Regions from separate parts of the Mus musculus genome. Here regions 2 and 3 are each linked to region 1. The links are chromatin loops, found by intact Hi-C in ENCODE. Cell type or tissue: heart. All regions are shown on one strand.

Evidence for each region. Peaks named below come from ENCODE experiments on the same cell type or tissue, not always from the same donor. Only the 100,000 strongest peaks of a DNase experiment are listed, where the experiment ranks them.
Region 2: a loop joins it to region 1, with 7 times the contacts of the local background. A loop is called at or near these places in 3 of 42 quality-filtered maps.
Region 3: a loop joins it to region 1, with 15 times the contacts of the local background. A loop is called at or near these places in 14 of 42 quality-filtered maps.

Annotation. Positions count from the first base shown.
Region 1 is chr4:3,499,826-3,507,825 of GRCm38, reverse strand. It overlaps the pseudogene Gm11787. Among named protein-coding and RNA genes, the nearest start is that of Mir3471-2, 33 kb to the left of the region's middle. In heart, a CTCF peak has its summit at 3,687 (motif pointing right); no DNase peak of the experiment used is centred here.
Region 2 is chr4:3,571,570-3,579,569 of GRCm38, reverse strand. It overlaps Tmem68 (transmembrane protein 68), which reads left to right and starts at 4,717. Exons shown (of 8, transcript NM_028097.4): 1 at 4,717-4,866. Tgs1 (trimethylguanosine synthase 1) reads right to left here and starts at 4,691. Exons shown (of 13, transcript NM_054089.4): 1 at 4,441-4,691. The coding sequence starts at 4,544. In heart, no CTCF peak of the experiment used is centred here; a DNase peak (open chromatin) is centred at 4,719; H3K4me3 peaks cover 2,683 bases; H3K27ac peaks cover 1,365 bases.
Region 3 is chr4:3,746,538-3,754,537 of GRCm38, reverse strand. It overlaps Lyn (LYN proto-oncogene, Src family tyrosine kinase), which reads right to left. Exons shown (of 13, transcript NM_001111096.1): 7 at 7,678-7,827; 8 at 5,725-5,877. Among named protein-coding and RNA genes, the nearest start is that of 6330407A03Rik, 36 kb to the right of the region's middle. In heart, no CTCF peak of the experiment used is centred here; a DNase peak (open chromatin) is centred at 3,367.

The DNA of each region.
Region 1 (8,000 bases):
CGCCCTATCTTCTGAACACCCTAGCTTAATGTAGCCATCAGTGAGTGTGCTCAGGTACTTACATTTCCCTACAGTTGGACAGAGTCTATCCCCTGTATAACCTCTGTGTGCTAGTGGCTCATGCAAGCTGCCAAGTACTTGGCTGGGGATGAACACAGGTTGGTTGTGTAGGCACAGTTTCATACCGTGGTAAATAGAAAACATTGAGCAGAGCGCTGTAAGTGGGGGCTATCACCACATTCACAGTGAGATTGCTGCTGTGGTAGGCAGGGCCTTCTTGCTTGGTGTGAGTTACTTAATGTCCAGTGCTCCCTCCTTCCTGCAGAGGAAAGTTTATATTATCTTTGCACAATGCATACTCTTAATGTGTGTAAATATTCAAAGTACAAGATATACAGATCCATGTCTCTGAGTGTAATGCATGTATGTAAAACTATGTGCCCATGGTAATTGTGCATATCATAGCACTATGGGAATATTTAAATGTAGAAAGTGAATGCCTCATGCCCAGTACCTGTATCTGCCAGGTGAAACTCACCTATGTGGCCTTAGGTGCATTCATTTTGGCTGTTCTGGGATGCGGGAGCTGCTACTGTGGCTGGTTCCTCCTGCCTGTTCTAAGTGGCTCTACGAGAAAGCTCATTGAGGATTTACTTAGTCCCCAAAGCATGGAGCAATGTGCAGTGTGGAGAGTACAAGGGTCTGGTTTGTGCAGTCCTCCCTTCCTCTCTCACTTCCATTCACTTATGCTCTGACTGCGGTGCTGGGGGAGGGGCAGGGGGTGCAATCCTGTGGGTCTGTTCTGAATACTGGGGTAGCCTAACTACATTCTTGGCCATGTACCACTGAGCTTATGAGGACACAGGAATCAGAATAACTTCTGCTAAGTGTGACAGTCCATCACTGTCTTTGCTGGTTTTGTTTTGGTATGCTGGCAGCATTAATAAATAAAATAAATATTTCAAATTGTCTTCTGGTAATTTTTAAAGTTGTGATTAAGCGAAAGGTATCCCCATTGGCATTTTAGATGGTGTCAGGTTGGACATTATAAAAATAACGGCTTATTTAAGATTTCCTATATAGACACTTGTAAAATAAAGAATGTACAATATTGGTTCTTCATCAGAACTCAGCCAGCCAAGTGCCTTCAAAAGTATCTGTCTGAGCATATGCAGATGACTTCCTTGTCATTCCCTGAACAATACAGGGTTACAACGTGGTACTTACATTGTATTTGATAATATAAGTAATCCAAGTATGATTTAAATAAGGTATGCATACAAAGTATTACATTATTTTATATAAGGGACTTGGTTTTGGAATTTAAGGAGACCCTGGCATCCATCTGCCATGACTACAGACTATATTGCTTATATTACTTTTTTCCTTTCTCCTTCTTTTTTTTCTTTTTCTTTCTTTCTCCTTTTCCTTCTTTTTACATTTATTGTTTGTGTATGTTGGAGAATCCAGGATTGAACCTAGGTTATTAAGACTTGGCAGCAAGCTTTCTTACCTAGTGAGGCATCTCTGCAGCCCAGCATGCGTTCCTTAATATTTGTTCTTCCTTTCACCTTAGAGCAGTCTGATGGTCTATGCAGAAGACTGGAGAAGCCATGCATCAGTCCCAAACCTCAGAAGCCATGGGATAAAGATGCCTGGGAGTTCCCCCGGGAGTCCATTAAGTTGGTGAAAAAGCTTGGCACAGGGCAGTTTGGGGAAGTCTGGATGGGTGAGTGTTCAACAGTGTCCCACTCTGGAGGGGATGCTAAAGGGTTCTAGCCTCTGCCAACCACTGAGCCAGGCACTGGGCCACTCAGGAGCATAATTTCTTGCTTTCCTGTCTTGGGCCAAACCCTTGTCTGCTTTGATGCTTGCTCAGTGCTTACAGATGTGGAACTCAATACTTCCTTTCAGGATAGGAACATGGGTACTTGCCCAAATCCTCTCTCCTCTCACATCCATCTTTCATCCTGACACTCTGGGCAAACACTTGAATCTCAACTCAGTGAAAGCTACACTCAGGCTTAGGACCTTTTTTGTTTCTATAAATATATTTTGAGATAATTGGCATTCAATATGATTGTAAGAAAGAACACAGAAGGGGCTGGAGAGATGGAAATATCAGAGATGAAAGAATACTACATACTCTTCTAGCAGACATGGATTAACTCCTAGCACATGGGGCAACTCTCTGCTGTCAGTAACTGCAGTTCCAGGGAATCTGATGCCTTCATTCTGGCCTCCTTGGTACCAGTCATGAAATTATGTATAGATATACATACTGGACAAACACCCAGACACATAAAATAACATTAAAAAAAAAAAGGAGAGAAATGCCAGGTCAAAGTAAAATAGCAATAAAGTTAAGAAACAAGTTCAATTAAGAAAGAGAAGGAGAGGGGGTGGGAAGGAAGGGAAGAAGGAAGGAATGGAGGGAGGGAAGGGAGAAGGGAGGGAGGGAGGGGGAGAGAGAACAGAAGTAAAGAAATATGCCCCACAAAAGCCTGAACAGGAACACTCATGACTGCATTACTCATAATAGCAGGAAAATGCTGTAGAATCCCAGCATTTATGAGAATAAAGCAGGAGACCTTTAAATTTGAGGCCAGCCTGTGCTGCATGGCAAAACTGTCTTAAAAACAAAAGGAAAAGCAACCTGAATCTTTACCAAAGAAATAATGTATAAGCAACAATTGTTATAGCCATAGAATAAAAACTGGTATTCGTGTAACGTAAATGATCCCTTGGAAGGAGCTGGTCACAGGGCTTGGGGGTGGGGTATCATTCCATGTACTCATAGAATGTGAAATGCCCACAACAGGCAAAGTAGGTTCCTGGCTGCTGAGGGAACTCTTTAAGAATTAATGGAAATGTTTCAAAGTAGCTTATAGTAACAACTTCACAACTATGACTAATTGTATGCCTGAAATGGACAAATAGCATGACATATGAGTTCTGTTTCAACAATGCTAGCTTGTATGTGAAATAAACAATATTGTGAGCTTCCGGGTACCACTTATCCAGTCCTGCATAATATCTCATGAAATTCTTGCAAAATATCACTACTAAAATATTGGCATCAATAGTTTCACTCACTCATTCATTCATTCATTCATTCATTCATCTGTGAGACAGTCTTGCTGTCTATCCCTGCCTTGTCCAGAACCCACTACATAGCCCAAGCTGAGCTTGAGCTCATATCAATCCCCCTGCCTAGGTCTCCTAGGTGCTAGGAGCCACCATGAAGCCTAGTTGTTTATAAATTATGTTTTCAAGAGAGGGAGGGAGAGAATGAGAGGAAAGGGCAGGGGAGGAAGAACAAGAAAGAAAATATGACCTGAATGTGAGTTTGGCATCACCGTAGTGCCTGGAAGATTTCATCCTGCTGAACTTTAGCAGGTAGCAAGCACTGGGAGCAAAGCCAAAAGAAGAGTGAGTGGGTGCAGGTGCTGTGAGTGTCAGCCGTCAGAGGTGCCCTGCCTCACCCCTCTGGGCATCTTCACACCTCCATCCACCCATCTGAGCCTGTCTCTCAGCGAGACTATAAAGTTGCCCAGATATCGTTGGATGGTTTTGTTTTTAAAAAAACTCTTTGAATTGTTTACTTTTATGAATGTTTCCTTACATGTATGTCTGTGGAACATTTGAATGTCTGATACTTAAGAAGGTCAGAAGAGGGCACTGGATTCCCACCCCTACCACCTCAGCAGGACTTACAGATGGTTGTGAGCGCCTGTCAGTGCTGAGTATGGGACCTCTGGAAGAACAACAAGTGCTCTTAACAACTGAGCCATCTCTCCAGCCCCCAGGTTTAGTTTTTCATCTTCAAGGAACATGGGAACTAGGGAAGAGATTCTCAGCTGTAACCTGTCCTTTGCAGGAAGTAGGCTGTTAGGATAAAAAGCAAAAGTTGTGTCTGCCTCAAGCTGTTTCCTCTTGTTTGTGTGATATGTGCATCTGCTGTGGGTGCCTTGTTTCCCCTCTGTGTTGTTAATATACCCAGAGATCTGACTGGACAGGGAGGGCGGAGAGGAAGAGACTTCTTAGAGCTTGGTCTCTGGGAGGCTTTATTTTAAGAAATGAAAATTTTAAATTGAGTTTTGTTTGATTCACTCTTTGATTTGGGGGGCTGGAGAGATGGCTCAGCAGTTAAGATCACTGACTGCTCTTCCAAAGGTCCTGAGTTCAAATCCCAGCAACCACATAGTGGCTCACAACCATCCATAATGAGATCTGACACCCTCTTCTGGAGTGTCTGAAGACAGATACAGTGTACTTACTATAATAAATAAATAAATAAATAAATAAATAAATAAATCTTAAAAAAAAAAACTTTGGTTGGTTGGTTTTCTGAGACAGGTCTTACTATGTAGGCCTGGCTGTCCTGGAACACACTATGCAGGCCAGGCTGGCCTTGAAATCAGAACTCCACCTACCTTTGCCTCCTAAGCACTGGGATTAAAGGCACACACTACCACTGCCTGTCTTTTTAATTTTTTTAAGAGATTGATTTGCTTTTATTTTTGTTTGTGAGTGCTCACTGTGTGCATGTATGTTCACTATGCATATGCCAGAAAAGAGCTTGTAGCCCATGGAATTGGAGTTACAGATGGTTGTGATCTGCCATGTGGGTGCTGAGAACAGACCCTATGGCTCTAGGAGAGCAGTCAGGGCCCTGACCCCCTAAATCATCTCTCAAGCTGATACATTCTTATTTAGAGGCAATTTAGTGAAAACTAGTCATCAGCCAACTTCCCAAATCAATTAAGTTTTTCTGAGGTAACTCTCCATCCCTTGGTATATGTATACCTTTTAGCAAGCCAGGAATTGCTAGGATTGAAACTTTCTCAAGTTAAGGTTTTCTTTCTTTGTGACAAAGTGTCACTCCACAGAAGTCCTTTATTATCCTGCCTTTTTTTTTTTTAATCTATCTAGAGCAACAATACAAATGCCTGTGACTCTAATGGAACCTTCAAATGACTGGCTTTTGGTGGGGTCTGCTGGTGTTCTGGAGCTGCAGACACAGCTGTTAAGTCATGGCTGAATCCAAATTCCTTATCAGCATTTTCAATGCCTTTAGCAGCTGCAGTATTTCCTGGCAACTTTTGCTCTGCCTCTGGAAAGCATATTTTTCATCATTTCAAAGGATGTAACAGTTTCCTGGCTCCATTGTTCTCGGGTTGATGAGTGGGAGTGACTTTGTTTCTTTAACTTTGATTCTAGAGGATGTAACAAGTCCACAGAAAAGCTATGGCAAGGATAGTAAAAAGTAATTACAGAGTCCACAGAAGAAACTTGTCAGATCCTAGAGATCCTCTTGTCCCTTCTCTACCACAGCCTCACCTGCCCCCAAACAGCTGCTGTTCTGACCTTTGTCATAATTCCCTGACTTTCCCCCTAGGGTTCTGGAAGTAGAACTTGTGCATGCAGGCAGTACTGCAGTGTCTTTTATATATACTCTGACTACTTTTATGTATGGTACAGCATGTATCAAACAGAATAGTCCAGCTTTGTCTGGGCTTAATATTAATGGGTTATGCTGAATGTATTCTCTTATTTCTTGTCTCTTTTATTAGACACTTTAAGGAATTTGTCCATGTTTTGGGGTGCCAGAACATTTAATGCATCTTCGTTGCTGTATAGTGTTGTTTGTATATGATGCAACAAATATAGAATTTTCTTCATTCATTTCTACATTCACTGGTGAAGTCAGAGTGAGTCTGGGTTGTGGCCACTGTGAACACTGATCTTATTGCGGTTTTGGTGGTGCAAGTGTGCACGAATTTTTGTTTTTCTAGGAGTGATGGATTTGCCAGTCAGGCCTCCATATGTGTGGGGTCAATCAATGTTGGACAGAAAATATTTGGGGAGAGGGTTGCACTTACATTGAATAGGTACAGTTTTTTTTCTTTATACGTAATAATTACAGTCTAACAACTATGTACATAGCATTTGCATTCTACAAGGCATCTTAAGTTACCTAGAGGTGATTTAAAGTATCCATGAAATGTGCACAGGTTGGATGCAAATACTGTGCCATTTTATGTGAAAGACATCCTTGGATTTTCATATGCTCCAGGGACCGAGATCAATCCCCTGTGGACAATAGAGCTGGACCAATCCCTATGAATTATGTAGGGAAGATCACTTATGAATCATTGCTCTATGAATACTGTCCACAGGGCTCAGTTCCACCTGTTCCTAGCAATATACAATAGGCCTTCTCCTGAGCAGAGGACTTGTGCCAACAGCATGGGTCCAGTGTAGCACCCCCTGTGGTGACTCAGAAGGAGGCTACTCCATCAACCTTTGGGATTTCATCACAAAGCTCTGCTGTTAGCATTCAGTAGTACCTGGAAAAATAGCAAAGGCAGGGACTGAGGGAGCTGCCATGCCATCCCTCACTCACTCCCCAGAACTTACCTACAGTCATTGTCACACTGTTTGATTTGGGTCAGGCGGGCTGATTTGGAGGGTTTCTTTTGCATTTCTCTGATTACTAATACAATGGATTTCCTTTTGTTATCCGAGCCACTGTAAGGTGCACCCAAGCACTTACTGCTTTGCTACTTAACTGACTCGTGGGAATCACAGATTCGAGATACTAGTGCCTTGTCAGTTGTTTAAGTCATGGAAACTATTCTCATGCTCTGCCTCTCCCTCTCTCTCTGTGTGTGTGTGTGTGTGGGGGGGGGTTCAGATGTTGATACTGGGAATCTTCCTCGTTGCTCTCCACCTTATTTATTGAGTCAGGGGAATTACTGCACGTTAAACTAGTCTAACTAACTGACCAGTGAGCTCTAGGAATCCTATCTCTGTCCCATCAGCACTGGAGTTACAGGGCTCTGCCTAGCTTTTAAACGGGTGATAGGGTTCCAAACTCAGGTCTTCATACTTCTAAGCGTGTATTTTCTTACGTTTTGCTACCAGTATAACTGATAATATCGTATAACTGAGAACTTCTGTATAAATTAACAAAAATTTCATAATGGAACCTGTGATTCAGTGTAATTTATTTTTTATATATTTATTTGTTATATTTAATGCGTGAATGTTTGGCCTACGTGTATATATGTGTTCTGTATGCAGACTTCATGCTCCCAGAGATCATGAGACAGCATTGGATCCCCTGGAACTTGAGTGAATGGTTGTGACCTTCCATGTGGGTGCTGGAAATCAAACTTGGGTCCTGTGCAAAAACAACAGGTGTTCATTACCTCTGAGCCCCTCAAATATAATTTAAAAGGCTAATTAATGGGATCAATAAAACTGCTCTTAAGGTACATAACAAGGCACCATTTTCACATTAAAATGGCAAATCAACACAATTTCTTTAGCACTCTGTGATGTTTCGGAGGTAGCTTTTGTTACCTTTCCTATCACTGTCTTCAGTTAGTTTAAAACTTATTTCCACTACATTCTTCTTGTTTCTTCTACATAGTCTTAATTACACTTGTTGATCTTATTACACTATAAAGTGTCATGTAGTATAATAAAAAGGAAATATTTTAATAGAGATCAGCCTCTGCCTCCTCTCTCTCCCCCGCTTCCTCTCCTTCTCCTCCCCTTCCTTTCTTTGCAAGGCTGGGGATGGAACACAGGTCGTCACATATGGGCATTAGACACGACCACTGAGCTACACTCCCACCCGGAGAACTCATTCTTAATGGTCAGAAGAAAATCACCAGCTAAGGGTACTCATAGAAATTAATGCTTTTTTTCCTGCTCCTTTTGAAAATACTTTTAAAATAGTAATAATACTTCCTTTTGTGAGAATATGCATATTCATTGTTAATTTTAATAAAAACGGAAAAGATAAATAAAACTATGTAGAAGCCCAAATGCTGTTACCCGGAAGCCACTCTTGTTTGAGTCTGCTGCTTACCACAGCTGATTCACTAGCCTATGAAGGGGTCTATCCACTCCCAGGCCACTCTCTGGTGGCTGCAAAGGCCTGTCACACCAGGTGACACCCCAGCAGATCATTAGGGTACTACCAG
Region 2 (8,000 bases), 72 kb before region 1:
GAAGAGATCCCTTCATGGGTAAGAACCTTTGCTGTGCATGCCTGTGTTTGCCAAGACACAGGCAGAACCTAGGAGCTTGCTGGCCAGCCAGTCTATCTCAAATAGAAAGCTGTGAATTTCAGTGACAGACCCTGCCTGACAGGAATAAGGCAAAGAGGAAAAGAAGAAAGCATTAGGCATTGTCCTCTGGCCTCCTTATGGACACATGATTGTATGTACCCACACCCATACAGAGGCAATGAGCCTACAGACAACACAAAGTGGTGGTCTGAATGTTAAGTGTCCACTTTATAGCCTCAGGTATTTAAACACTTGGTCCTATTGTTGGCAGCACTGTTTAGGAAGGTGGTGTATCCTTCTTGGAGAAGGCACATTACTGCGGCAGGATTTGAGAGTTCACAGCCTTGCCCACTTCCAGTCTGTACTTTCAGCTTTCTGCTGCAGTTGTCTGTTGGCATGCCTCCTGACATGGACTCTTCCTTTGGAAAAGTCAAAATAAACTCTTGCATAAGTTGCTTTTTGGTCATAGCCCTTTGTCACAGCAACAACTAATACAGCTAACGTGAAAGACACAAGGATACTTTTGAGAAGCTCAGACCTTTAGGGGTGTTTCCTTTTTATATGCATTCTTCTTTCTATCAACATTCATGCTTACCTCTGTGTTCAAAACCTCAGCTTCCTAGAGTCTTTTCTGCTGTGAGGTTAAACATTCTGTCTTCATTTAAGTAGCTGTCTCTAAGAAGTCCTCCGAGGGTGCTGTAGGTGACAGCACAGTTATTTCTGCACTTTCTGCCCCACTATGACTGACAGAACCTTTCTCTATAGACAGAGGTTTTTTGGAGAAATGGCCTTGGAAACAGGTCTAAAAGAAACAAACAGGTAGGTGTGAATGGGAAAAAGCATTCCTAGTAACCCAAGCTCTGTGTAAAGTCTAGAGGCAGTTAAAGCCTATGAAACTGAAGGAAAAGACTAAGAAGACAGTCAGTGAAGTAAGCAGGGGGTCAAAATATATAGGATTGTACAGAAGCCTGGATTGTCCTTAATTTATAACTGTGGTCCAATTTTAGAGTGACATACAATGAATATCCACATTCAGTAGAAACTGAAGTTTAGCTTTTGAATTTATAGTTCACATTTTAGATTTTTGAAACTCTAGAAGATTCACTTAACCATTACCCCCGGGAAAATCAAAAACCAAATTATATACTTCAATATACAATGTTACAGAAAGAAAAATGGGGGCACTGTGAGGACATGTTGGACCAAAGCAAGACCAAATTCTGTAGCTCTATGTCATAAGGCTGGACTTTTAATTTCAATTTCACTGCCAAATTTGCAGTGTTTTCTATGTAGTACTAGCTATTAAGTCAAGAGTGAAGGGTTCTGGATTCTTCCTGAATCTTTTCAGAGGTCTCTGAGGGAGACCAAGCAACATGTTACACAGATGCAACCCCTACACAAAGGCTGAAAAAGTCATTGCTGGTAGTTTCTCTCTGAAAGAAACAAATTCAATACTTTAGCCTCAGGCAAGTTCTCAGGACTTGGACAGAAAACAGCCAGATTTTGCCAAAACAGCACAGGAATGGATAAGTTAGTATGAAAATCTTGATTCCCTCTTGAGCTGGGACTCTACAATCTATCTTATTCTCAACACTAATGCCTATCAGGTTCTAACTAGAATGGCCTATTAAGCTCTGCTTATAGCATCCAACTTCTTTTCTAGTACAAAGTCTTCCACATTCCTCCAAAAACCCACCACAAAAACAAATAAACAAACAACCCAAAACCCCAACATGGCCAGGTTCTTCACAGCAACAGCCCATTTTCTGGTACCAACTTCTGTCCTAATTACTTTCTGTTGTGATAAAACACCGTGATGGAGAGAGAGCAACTATGGAAGACATTATTTTGGCTTACAGTTCCAGAGAAGAGTCTATAATGGCAGGGAGACATGGCAGCTGGCAACTGGAAGAAGAAGCTGAGAGAGCACATCTTCAACTGAAAACATGAAGCAGAGAGAATGCAAACTAGAAGTGGGCAACACTATGAACTCTCAAAGACTGCCCAAGCTATCTACTTCCTCCAGCAAAGGTTTACCTCCTTCCCAAACAGTGCCACTAATGGGAACCAAGTGTATACAGACCTGAGCCCATGTTTGGCTCAGTTTACTCATCAGCCATGTTTCTGGTGGCTTCTGAAGCTCTATCTCAGTGGGTCAATAAGAAGTTCATGTAAGATTACAGAGAAGCCCCTGATGATAAATAGGATTATAACTGATAATGAGAAATTAAGATGTTTTTACTGTGAACAAACGTTAGTCTTAGAGCCATTTCCAGAAAATTTCAGGTTCACATCTATAAACTAGTAAGTAAGACCACAAAAGTTTATGTTTAAGCATGGGTTAATTGTTATTTTAGCAGTCTCTAAAAAAACAAAACAGAACATATACATAGATACATACATATATACATACATACATACATATGGCAGAATGTGGTGGCACACACCTTTAATCCTAGTGTTGGGAGCCAAAGACAGGCAAAGCTCTGTGAGTTTGAAATTATACTGGTTTACGTAGTGAGTTTTGGGCCAGCCAGTCACTCAGTCACTTGGTAAGACCATGTCTTAAAGTCTTTAGGGTTGGGTCTCTATTTGCACCACGTGGACCCTGAGGATCAAGCCCAGGTCCTCAGTATTGGTGGTAAATGCCTTTACTCATTGAGCCACCTCACTGCTGCAGTCCAACTTTTCTTCCTTTCCTTTTTTTCTTTTTCTTTTTTTCTTCTTCTTGAGATAGGCTTTCTTTGTGTAACAGAACCCTGACTGTGCTAAAACCTATCTGAAGACCAGGCTGGCCTCGATCTCAAGAGATCAGCCTGCCTCTGCCTCCCCCTTCCTGAGTGCTGGGATTAAAGGCGTGAGTATTCACACCAGCCTATTTTAATACTTACTCAAACTATTTTTACATAAAAGTAATGTTTTCACTCAGGCCATTTTTACATAAAATTCTGTTAAGGATACTGGTTTTCTCGACTTTCTGCCAAAAAGGCACTTCAAGAAGACTCTAAATGGAGGAGTTCCTTTCCTCTCCCAAGGCTTCATATTTTTCACTGTCCATCCTGCCAGATTGCTATCAAAGCACCACAGACATGTCTCTTATCCAGTTGAGTTAACTGAGTAATTGTGCAAACCGCTACCTTAGTGCAATATTGATCTCTTTTGCTTAGAAAGTGAATTCAGCGCAGCCTGGTCCCATCTTATATTCCATTACCTACCAGCATCTAATAGGAGCATAAAAAAGAACTTTACTGAATTAAATGTACACCTGAGCGTTGGGAGTCATTTTTGTCTGCTTCTGTAAAAGCCTGTCTGTTAGGCGGAGTCAAGGCAGGTCAGGCTGACAGATTTCCTGGCCTGCCAACGGCATGGAACAAAAAGCTACAACTGAGGCTCAAGGAGAGAGGCTGAACGTTCGATTAATCTTTGTGGAAGGAACAGGGAGGCCTCCGGATGGGAACAGATATCCATTCTCTGTCAGCCATTGTCTGTGCTAGTTTGTGACTTTGTTTCCCATGATACTGTAAAGTGTATTAAGGTTATGAGAAATACATTTGGGGCCAGTGTGGTTCAGGCCTGCAGCCCTCCGGATTTCTAACCTTTGTCTCTGAGTCTTCTTTTCGGTCTTATAATCATCCTCACTCCCCCACTAGAAGACTGTTCAACTCTGAACCAGCAGGACCTGTGCAAATGAGCCTAGTACATTTTTTAAATGTTAAATTTAACATGGTGTTATATTTCTTTTTTGAGGAAACTTTCAGATATCTTCCCTCAAGTACATAATGAAAATGAGTACCTTCAAATTTAAAATTTGTCAATGCTTTTCCCACCAGAAGGTACTTTCTATTCTGGCAATTTTAAACATGAAACCAACATTTCCCCCAGAGATGTCTCTAAAACTGCCATAAACAGTTAACACTTTTATCTCAAATAATTAGACGTTTCAGATACATAAATTTTTGTTGGAAAGGATTTTACAGTTTGCAAATAGAGCTCTAATTTGATCCTTCATCTCATCAATCTATTTGTATTAGTTTACACTTCACACTCCATCTTACTGGTATAGCTCAGGATGGTCTTGAATTTGCTATCCTTCTGCATGGCCAATACCTGGGCCATCTCGCCCGACTCAACCAATGTTGAGATTGGCCCTTCATTTATGGAAACCCGAAATGACACATATAAGGTACCACATTTAAAAAAAAATCAAAATTATATTAATCTTCCCTTTAGTAATTGCAGTAGAACATTCCTTCATGCCCGCGGGGTTTCGAGTTTCTTAGACATCAGGTCATGTGGCTTTCTGGAAAGCCTCTCTCTAACTCTGCGACACCCCCATTCCTGAGCAAGGACAGAAAGTGAGAGAGGACCGTCGCGACTTACTCCACAAATGCCCGGGAGCAGAGGCAAAGGATCTTGTACTCCTCCTCGCGGTCTTCAATGAAGAGCAGCATTTCGGCCACATGGTTCCACTTCTCGCAACACATTTCGTTATCCGGGCTCGCTCTGGTGTTGTCCGCGACTGGGCCGGGCGCTGTTGCTGAAGACAGAAAGGCGTAACTCGCGCGGGCAGAGGAGCGGAACGCGCCTGGGGACGCTCGAGCCGGGAGCCAGCCAGCCGCGCTACCGGAAGCAGCGACAGCAGCTACCGGAAGGGGCGGGGCGACCGACGGTCCTACACCCAATGTGGCTCGGCCTTCTTCCTCTCAGGCAGTTAAAGGAAACCGGCACTACCCGCGTGTCTGCTTCTCCCGGCTCTGCCGCCGACCAGCTGCCGAGGTCGCCGATTTCCTGTGACTTTCTTGTCAGGTGCGTCGAGCTCCCCATGGACTTCTCCATGCTGTTCTAGCCGGTAGCAGGCGTGGTGTCCTGGTCGCGGGGCCCGGAGCGGAAAGCCGGACTAGTTCCCGGCCTCTGCGCCTGCGCCGTGCAGTATATCTACAACTGCAGTATTCCTTCCTTTCATAACTCCTAAATTCAATATACCAGTCTAGATGTGAATTATAGATAGGCATGGTGGTATACACCTTTAATCTCAGACTTGGGAGGCAGAAGCAGACAGATCTCTCTGAGATCAAGGCCAGCTTAGTCTGCAGAGCAAGTCAGGTCCACACAGATGCTGTCTCAAAAATAACTAAATGTCTTACAGCATTATTGGAGAGAGTGACTAGAGTTAGACTATGATGCAGTAGAAGAGTAGTCATTAAAAGAGTAGGGGACTTTAACCAAAAGTAGAAGAGCATTTTTATATTGAAAAACAAAATCTTTGCAAGGTAATGTACATCAGAACCCGGAGAAAGAAGCTTGAACTCAAGGGGTTTTTGTTGTTTGTTTTCTTTTTATTGATAAGTGACACATGGGTGTGAGGAGAAGGCTTATTGGTTATTCGAGTTGGTTAAAGGGACAAAACATTCACGGGTGCATGAAAGTTGTCCTCCGCCTTCACATGCTCACTCATGCATCCTCCCCACAGGGTCAGGTGATTAAAAAAAAACATTTTAAAATTCTTTAAAAAGCCAATGGCATGTAATAATTTTACATATTTCTGGGTCACGGGGCAGCATTTCAGTGCATGTAGAAGATCATGAGAAGATACATTCATGAGAAGATCCGGGGAAACGATATATTTCTCACCTCAGACACTGTTTCTTTGTGTTGGGGCATTCAAACTGTTCTCTCTTAGCTGTTTTTGGATACTCACTTTGTAATCCAGTTTTCCTACTGTGCTTTAAAAGTTAAGTCTTCCTTTTGGCTATGCTCCACACCCACTAAATCACCATGTCTATATACTTCCCTGCACTTGTCCTGACTCGCTGTTAATCTTTGAGATTAACTTCCTTGTATGAGAGACTGATATGGCACCACCCAGAGTTAGTGTGAGACTTCCCACCTCCATTAACAACAGCAAAACCAACCAAACAACCTCACAGACATTCTCAGAGGTTTGTCTCTTAGGTGGTTCTAAACCCATAAGCTGACAGTCAAGAGTAGCAACAACAGTGTTGCTATCTATTCTTCATATGTTTGATAGCCAGTGACTATTCAAGCCCCCCTTTTAATGGGATTATTTGGGTTTTTTGACTACTTAGAAATAAATCTTTTGACTCTAGAAATAAATCTACTGTTCAACTAATAGTTTTTTTTTTTGTTTTTTGTTTTTTGTTTTTTGTTTTTGTTTTTTTTTTGTTTTTTTTGCTTTGGATGTCTGTTCTTTGGAGGGCATAGTTTCCCCTATATTTTCTTTTAATACTTTAAAGGGCAAAATAACATTGCTGCCTTTGTTTAAAAGAAATTGGTGGCAAGAGCGTGGGTTTATTTTTATATTCTGTTTGGTTTCCTTGGTCTACATGTCTTCATGACAGTTCCATGTTCTGGTTACATTGAAGGTGGGTATGGTAATGCCTTCAGCATTATTCTAGGGCTCGGGGTTGCTTTGGACATTTCGTCTTTTGTGTCTCCATGTGAGTTTGGGGATTGTTCTAGTTCTATGAATGTATTTTTCTATTTCTGTGAAATGTCTGATTTTTTTATTAGAATTTTGCTGAATCCAAATACCGTTTTGACTAGTATGCACATCTTAACAACATTAATTTCTCCAAAACAAGAACATGGAATGTTTTCATTTTTTATATCTTCTTAATATTTTGGCCTTGTTTTTTATAACTTTTGTTGTAGAGATCATTCTTTTTCTTTGTTAAAGATATTCTTCATCTCGCTTAGGTTTTGAATGTACACTGTGCTCATAGCTGGAGGTAATATATATCTATATACATTACATATATATACACATATATATACATATGTACACATACACACACATATGTATATACCTGCAGTTTTCACTGAGGCTTACTCTATGAGGTTGTGAATTTTCTAGTGTAGAATTTTCTACTTGATGGCATTCAGATTTTTCAGTTTTGGAGCAGCTTGGGTTTTGGGGTTGACAGTGGTTACTTAACCTATATAGAACTTGGTCCTATTCTTAGTTTTAGGTATCTACCTGAGTCCTAGAATGTACACTTTGTGGTTAAAGGAGACTACTATAATTCTATTAATAAGTTTTCTAAGGAGGTACTAAATAAAGCTATAAAGTCACAAGATGCTAAAACTTATTAGCCGGGTGGTGGTGGCACACGCCTTTAATCCCAGCACTTGGGAGGCAGAGGTAGGCGGATTTTTGAGTTCTAGGCCAGCCTGGTCTACAAAGTGAGTTCCAGGTCAGCCAGGGCTATACAGAGAAACCCTGTCTCAAAACAAAACAAAAAAACAAACAAAAAAACCAAAAAAAACCCCAAAACCTTATTAAAATGTAAACAAGTCTATTGGAGTCAGTGCCTTAAACAAAAACAGCCAAAGTTTCAAACTGTTAATTGGGCCTAAGCAATTTCCTTTAACCTATATGAAAGTTTAAACATTTTGTTTATTAGCAGTGTTAAATACAAAAACAATTTTTGAGGTACAGTTCACAATAATATGTACCATTTTATACTGTGTAGATTAGTGGGTTCCGTCATCCTTACTCTCTAATTCTAGGGTATTTCGTTATCTCTTTGACATTCCCCAGCTCTGGCAACCACTAACTTTTCAAATTACCTTGTTTTGGGTATGACATATCAGTGGACACAAACTGCCTGGCCATTTGTCATTTTGTTTGTTTTTAATTGTTCACTCATGTTGCAGCAGGTCTCTGCTCTCTTGACTGAGTGGTGCTGTATTATATGGCTATATCATTTGTATCCACTCATCAGTTGGTGGGCATCTTAATCTACTTTTCAACTATTATGAATGATTCTGCTACTAATGCACAAGTTTTGGTGTGAATGGTATGTCTTTAGTCTTCTTGGGAATATATGTAGTAGTAGATTTGTTGGGTAATATAGTAACATGTTTAGCTTCTTCAGAAGCTGTCTGTCTGGCCTCTAAAGGCAGTAAATATTGCTATA
Region 3 (8,000 bases), 250 kb before region 1:
TATGTACCTTAAGAGCAGTTTTATTGATCTCATTATTAGCCTTTTAAATTATATTTGAGGGGCTCAGAGGTAATGAACACCTGTTGTTTTTGCACACGACCCAAGTTTGATTTCCAGCACCCACATGGAAGCTCACAACCATCCACTCAAGTTCCAGGAGATCCAATGCTGTCTCATGATCTCTGGGAGCATGAAGTCTGCATACAGAACACATATATACACGTAGGCCAAACATTCACACATTAAATGAAACAAATAAATATATAAAAAATAAATTACACTGAATCACAGGTTCCATTATGAAATTTTTGTTAATTTATACAGAAGTTCTCAGTTATACGATATTATCAGTTATACTGGTAGCAAAACGTAAGAAAATACATGCTTAGAAGTATGAAGACCTGAGTTTGGAACCCTATCACCCGTTTAAAAGCTAGGCAGAGCCCTGTAACTCCAGTGCTGATGGGACAGAGATAGGATTCCTAGAGCTCACTGGTCAGTTAGTTGGACTAGTTTAATGTGCAGTAATTCCCCTGACTCAATAAATAAGGTGGAGAGCGACGAGGAAGATTCCCAGTATCAACATCTGAACCCCCCCCCCCCCCCACACACACACAGAGAGGGAGAGGCAGAGCATGAGAATAGTTTCCATGACTTAAACAACTGACAAGGCACTAGTATCTCGAATCTGTGATTCCCACGAGTCAGTTAAGTAGCAAAGCAGTAAGTGCTTGGGTGCACCTTACAGTGGCTCGGATAACAAAAGGAAATCCATTGTATTAGTAATCAGAGAAATGCAAAAGAAACCCTCCAAATCAGCCCGCCTGACCCAAATCAAACAGTGTGACAATGACTGTAGGTAAGTTCTGGGGAGTGAGTGAGGGATGGCATGGCAGCTCCCTCAGTCCCTGCCTTTGCTATTTTTCCAGGTACTACTGAATGCTAACAGCAGAGCTTTGTGATGAAATCCCAAAGGTTGATGGAGTAGCCTCCTTCTGAGTCACCACAGGGGGTGCTACACTGGACCCATGCGGTTGGCACAAGTCCTCTGCTCAGGAGAAGGCCTATTGTATATTGCTAGGAACAGGTGGAACTGAGCCCTGTGGATAGTATTCATAGAGCAATGATTCATAAGTGATCTTCCCTACATAATTCATAGGGATTGGTCCAGCTCTATTGTCCACAGGGGATTGATCTAGGTCCCTGGAGCATATGAAAATCCAAGGATGTCTTTCACATAAATTGGCACAGTATTTGCATCCAACCTGTGCACATTTCCTGGATACTTTAAATCACATAGGTAACTTAAGATGCCTTGTAGAATGCAAATGCTATGTACATAGTTGTTAGACTGTAATTATTACGTATAAAGAAAAAAAACTGTACCTATTCAATGTAAGTGCAACCCTCACCCCAAATATTTTCTGTCCAACATTGACTGACCCCACACATATGGAGGCCTGACTGGAAAATCCATTACTCCTAGAAAAACAAAAATTCATGCACACTTGCACCACCAAAACCGCAATAAGATCAATGTTCACAGTGGCCACAACCCAGACTCACTCTGACTTCACCAGTGAATGTAGAAATGAATGAAGAAAATTCTATATTTGTTGCATCATATACAAACAACACTATACAGCAACGAAGATGCATTAAATGTTCTGGCACCCCAAAACATGGACAAATTCCTTAAAGTGTCTAATAAAAGAGACAAGAAATAAGGGAATACATTCAGCATAACCCATTAATATTAAGCCCAGACAAAGCTGGACTATTCTGTTTGATACATGCTGTACCATACATAAAAGTAGTCAGAGTATATATAAAAGGCACTGCAGTACTGCCTGCATGCACACGTTCTACTTCCAGAACCCTAGGGGGAAAGTCAGGGAATTATGACAAAGGTCAGAACAGCAGCTGTTTGGGGGCAGGTGAGGCTGTGGTAGAGAAGGGACAAGAGGATCTCTAGGATCTGACAAGTTTCTTCTGTGGACTTTGTAATTACTTTTTACTATCCTTGCCATAGCTTTTCTGTGGACTTGTTACATCCTCTAGAATCAAAGTTAAAGAAACAAAGTCACTCCCACTCATCAACCCGAGAACAATGGAGCCAGGAAACTGTTACATCCTTTGAAATGATGAAAAATATGCTTTCCAGAGGCAGAGCAAAAGTTGCCAGGAAATACTGCAGCTGCTAAAGGCATTGAAAATGCTGATAAGGAATTTGGATTCAGCCATGACTTAACAGCTGTGTCTGCAGCTCCAGAACACCAGCAGACCCCACCAAAAGCCAGTCATTTGAAGGTTCCATTAGAGTCACAGGCATTTGTATTGTTGCTCTAGATAGATTAAAAAAAAGGCAGGATAATAAAGAACTTCTGTGGAGTGACACTTTGTCACAACAAAAGAAAACATTAACTTGAGAAAGTTTCAATTCTAGCAATTCCTGGCTTGCTAAAAGGTATACATATACCAAGGGATGGAGAGTTACCTCAGAAAAACTTAATTGATTTGGGAAGTTGGCTGATGACTAGTTTTCACTAAATTGCCTCTAAATAAGAATGTATCAGCTTGAGAGATGATTTAGGGGGTCAGGACCCTGACTGCTCTCCTAGAGCCATAGGGTCTGTTCTCAGCACCCACATGGCAGATCACAACCATCTGTAACTCCAATTCCATGGGCTAGAAGCTCTTTTCTGGCATATGCATAGTGAACATACATGCACACAGTGAGCACTCATAAACAAAAAATAAAAACAAATCAATCTCTTAAAAAAAAAAAAGACAGCCAGGCAGTGGTAGTGTGTGCCTTTAATCCCAGTGGTTAGGAGGCAAAGGTAGGTGGAGTTCTGGGTTCAAGGCCAGCCTGGCCTGCATAGTGAGTTCCAAGACAGCCAGGCCTACATAGTAAGACCTGTCTCAGAAAACGAACCAACCAAAGTTTTTTTTTTTTTAAACAGATTTATTTATTTATTTATTTATTTATTTATTTATTTATTTATTATAGTAAGTACACTGTATCTGTCTTCAGACACTCCAGGAGAGGGTGTCAGATCTCGTTACGGATTGTTGTGAGCCACTATGTGGTTGCTGGGATTTGAACTCAGGACCTTTGGAAGAGCAGTCAGTGATCTTAACTGCTGAGCCATCTCTCCAGCCCCCCAAATCAAAGAGTTAATCAAACAAAACTCAATTTAAAATTTTCACTTCTTAAAATAAAGCCTCCCAGAGACCAAGCTCTAGGAAGTCTCTTCCTCTCCCTCCTCCCTGTCCAGTCAGATCTCTGGGAATATTAACAACACAGAGGGGAAACAAGGCACCCACAGCAGATGCACATATCACACAAACAAGAGGAAACAGCTTGAGGCAGAGACAACTTTCGCTTTTTATCCCAACAGCCTTCTTCCTGCAAAGGGCAGGTTACAGCTGAGAATCTCTTCCCTGTGTTTCAGATCTTCTAATGTGAGAGGCAGTCTGTGAATAACACATTATGATTAACAAAAGTTATAATTTACTCACTTAACAATGATATAATTTTAATTGGCTGGATTTTGTTTTGTACCCATGTGAAAAACTACTTCCCATGTTCCTTGAGGATGAAAAACTAAACCTGGGGGCTGGAGAGATGGCCCAGTAGTTAAGAGCACTTGTTGTTCTTCCAGAGGTCCCATACTCAGCACTGACAGGCACTCACAACCATCTGTTAGTCCTGCTGAGGTGGTGGGGGTGGAAATCCAGTGCCCTCTTCTGACCTTCTTAAGTATCAGACATTCAAAAGTTCCACAGACATACATGTAAGGAAACATTCATACAAGTAAACAATTCAAACAATTAAAAAAAAAAAAAAACAAAACCAACCAACGATATCTGGGCAACTTTATAGTCTCACTGAGAGACAGGCTCAGATGGGTGGATGGAGGTGTGAAGATGCCCAGAGGGGTGAGGCAGGGCACCTCTGACGGCTGACACTCACAGCACCTGCACCCACTCACTCTTCTTTTGGCTTTGCTCCCAGTGCTTGCTACCTGCTAAAGTTCAGCAGGATGAAATCTTCCAGGTGCTGCGGTGATGCCAAACTCACATTCAGGTCATATTTTCTCTTTCTTGTTCTTCCTCCCCTGCCCTTTCCTCTCATTCTCTCCCTCCCTCTCTTGAAAACATAATTTATAAACAACTAGGCTTCATTTTGGCTCCTATCACCTAGGAGTCCTAGGCAGGGGGATTGATATGAGCTCAAGCTCAGCTTGGGCTATGTAGTGGATTCTGGACAAGGCAGGGATAGACAGCAAGACTGTCTCACAGATGAATGAATGAATGAATGAATGAGTGAAACTATTGATGTCAATATTTTAGTAGTGATATTTTGCAAGAATTTCATGAGATATTATTCAGGACTGGATAAGTGGTACCCGGAAGCTCACAATATTGTTTATTTCACATACAAGCTAGCATTGTTGAAACAGAACTCATATGTCATGCTATTTGTCCATTTCAGGCATACAATTAGTCATAGTTGTGAAGTTGTTACTATAAACTACTTTGAAAGATTTCCATTAATTCTTAAAGAGTTCCCTCAGCAGCCAGGAACCTACTTTGCCTGTTCTGGGCATTTCACATTCTATGAGTACATGGAATGATACCCCTCCCCAGCCATGTGACCAGCTCCTTCTGAGGGGTCATCTACATTACATGAATACCAGTTTTTATTCTATGGCTATAACAATTGTTGCTTATACATTATTTTTTTGGTAAAGATTCGGGTTGCCTTTCCTTTTGTTTTTTTTTTTTGTTTGTTTGTTTTGTTTTGTTTTTTTTCAGACAGTTTTGCCATGCAGCCCAGGCTGGCCTCAAATTTAAAGGTCTCCTGCTTTATTCTCATAAATGCTGGGATTCTACACCATTTTCCTGTCTATTATGAGAAATGCAGTCATGAGTGTTCCTGTTCAGGCTTTTGTGGGGCATATTCCTTCACTTCTGTTCCTCTCTCTCTCTCTCTCTCTTTCTCTCTCCCTCCCTCCTCCCTTCCTTCCTCCCTTCCTTTCCACCCCCCTCTCTTTCTCTTTGTTAATTGAACTTGTTTCTTAACTTTATTGCTATTTTACTTTGATCTGGCATTTCTCTCCTTTTTTTTTAATGTTATTTTATGTGTCTGGGTGTTTGGCCAGTATGTATATCTATACATAATTGCATGACTGGTACCAAGGAGACCAGAATGAAGGCATCAGATTCCCTGGAACTGCAGTTACTGACAGCAGAGAGTTGCCCCATGTGCTAGGAGTTAATCCAGGTCTGCTAGAAGAGTATTTAGTGTTCTTTCACCTCTGATATTTCCATCTCTCCAGCCCCTTCTGTGTTCTTTCTTACAATCATATTGAATGCCAATTATCTCAAAAAATATTTATAGAAACAAAAAGGTCCTAAGCCTGAGTGTAGCTTTCACTGAGTTGAGACTTCAAGTGTTTGCCCAGAGTGTGAGGATGAGAGATGGATGTGAGAGGAGAGAGGATTTGGGCAAATACCCATGTTCCTATCCTGAAAGGAAGTATTGAGTTCCACATCTGATGCAGCACTGAGCAAGCATCAAAGCAGACAGAGTTTGGCTCAAGGCAGGAAAGCAAGAAATTATGCTCCTGAGTGGCCCAGGGCCTGGTTCAGTGGTTGGCAGAGGCTAGAACCCTTTAGCATCCCCTCCAGAGTGGGACACTGTTGAACACTCACCCATCCAGACTTCCCCAAACTGCCCTGCGCCAAGCTTTTTCACCAACTTAATGGACTCCCGGGGGATCTCCCAGGCATCTTTATCCCATGGCTTCTGAGGTTTGGGACTGATGCATGCCTTCTCCAGTCTTCTGCATAGACCATCAGACTGCTCTAAGGTGAAAGGAAGAACAAATATTAAGGAACGCATGCTGGGCTGCAGAGATGCCTCACTAGGTAAGAAAGCTTGCTGCCAAGTCTTAATAACCTAGGTTCAATCCTGGATTCTCCAACATACACAAACAATAAATGTAAAAAGAAGGAAAAGGAGAAAGAAAGAAAAAGAAAAAAAAGAAGGAGAAAGGAAAAAGAGTAATATAAGCAATATAGTCTGTAGTCATGGCAGATGGATGCCAGCGTCTCCTTAAATTCCAAAGCCAAGTCCCTTATATAAAATAATGTAATACTTTGTGTGCACACCTTATTTAAATCATACTTGGATTACTTATATTATCAAATACAATGTAAGTACCACGTTGTAACCCTGTATTGTTCAGGGAATGACAAGGAAGTCATCTGCATATGCTCAGACAGATACTTTTGAAGGCACTTGGCTGGCTGAGTTCTGATGAAGAACCAATATTGTACATTCTTTATTTTACAAGTGTCTATATAGGAAATCTTAAATAAGCCGTTATTTTTATAATGTCCAACCTGACACCATCTAAAATGCCAATGGGGATACCTTTCGCTTAATCACAACTTTAAAAATTACCAGAAGACAATTTGAAATATTTATTTTATTTATTAATGCTGCCAGCATACCAAAACAAAACCAGCAAAGACAGTGATGGACTGTCACACTTAGCAGAAGTTATTCTGATTCCTGTGTCCTCATAAGCTCAGTGGTACATGGCCAAGAATGTAGTTAGGCTACCCCAGTATTCAGAACAGACCCACAGGATTGCACCCCCTGCCCCTCCCCCCAGCACCGCAGTCAGAGCATAAGTGAATGGAAGTGAGAGAGGAAGGGAGGACTGCACAAACCAGACCCTTGTACTCTCCACACTGCACATTGCTCCATGCTTTGGGGACTAAGTAAATCCTCAATGAGCTTTCTCATAGAGCCACTTAGAACAGGCAGGAGGAACCAGCCACAGTAGCAGCTCCCACATCCCAGGACAGCCAAAATGAATGCACCTAAGGCCACATAGGTGAGTTTCACCTGGCAGATACAGGTACTGGGCACGAGGCATTCACTTTCTACATTTAAATATTCCCATAGTGCTATGATATGCACAATTACCATGGGCACATAGTTTTACATACATGCATTACACTCAGAGACATGGATCTGTATATCTTGTACTTTGAATATTTACACACATTAAGAGTATGCATTGTGCAAAGATAATATAAACTTTCCTCTGCAGGAAGGAGGGAGCACTAGACATTAAGTAACTCACACCAAGAAAGAAGGCCCTGCCTACCACAGCAGCAATCTCACTGTGAATGTGGTGATAGCCCCCACTTACAGCGCTCTGCTCAATGTTTTCTATTTACCACGGTATGAAACTGTGCCTACACAACCAACCTGTGTTCATCCCCAGCCAAGTACTTGGCAGCTTGCATGAGCCACTAGCACACAGAGGTTATACAGGGGATAGACTCTGTCCAACTGTAGGGAAATGTAAGTACCTGAGCACACTCACTGATGGCTACATTAAGCTAGGGTGTTCAGAAGATAGGGCGAATGAAATGTATTTTCAACTTATAATATGTCAAGTCACAATGGACATATTAGAACACGTGATCACTGGAAGTCAAGGAGTATCTACATTAAGTTAGAACTACTTGTAGAGTACTACCCATGGCATTACCTGAAGGAAACAATTTCTATAAAGTAGCATTTGCCACTTTACACTAATCATTATAAAGATAATCTGCCTCTCCCGGCCTTCAGTTTTGACTTACTTTGGTAATGCTTAATCATGTCACTGATGCAGGGAAAAGTGATGCGAGGAGAGATGTAATAGCCACCATTGTCCAGACTTCTAATTTTGTAGTGCTTAATGACATCACCATGCATAGGGTCATAATCTCTGACAGAAAGAGAGAAGCTTCCTGTGGAAAACAGTTAAGAGAAGGCATGTTTATATGTTATTAATAAGGTCTACATTATACCACACTGTGATAACCATTTTACCATGAAACATACAAATACAACCTCATCACATGAAAGCTCTGCAGCCTTGTGCAGTGATGATTTTAGCCCAGGCACGTGGGAGGCAGAAGCA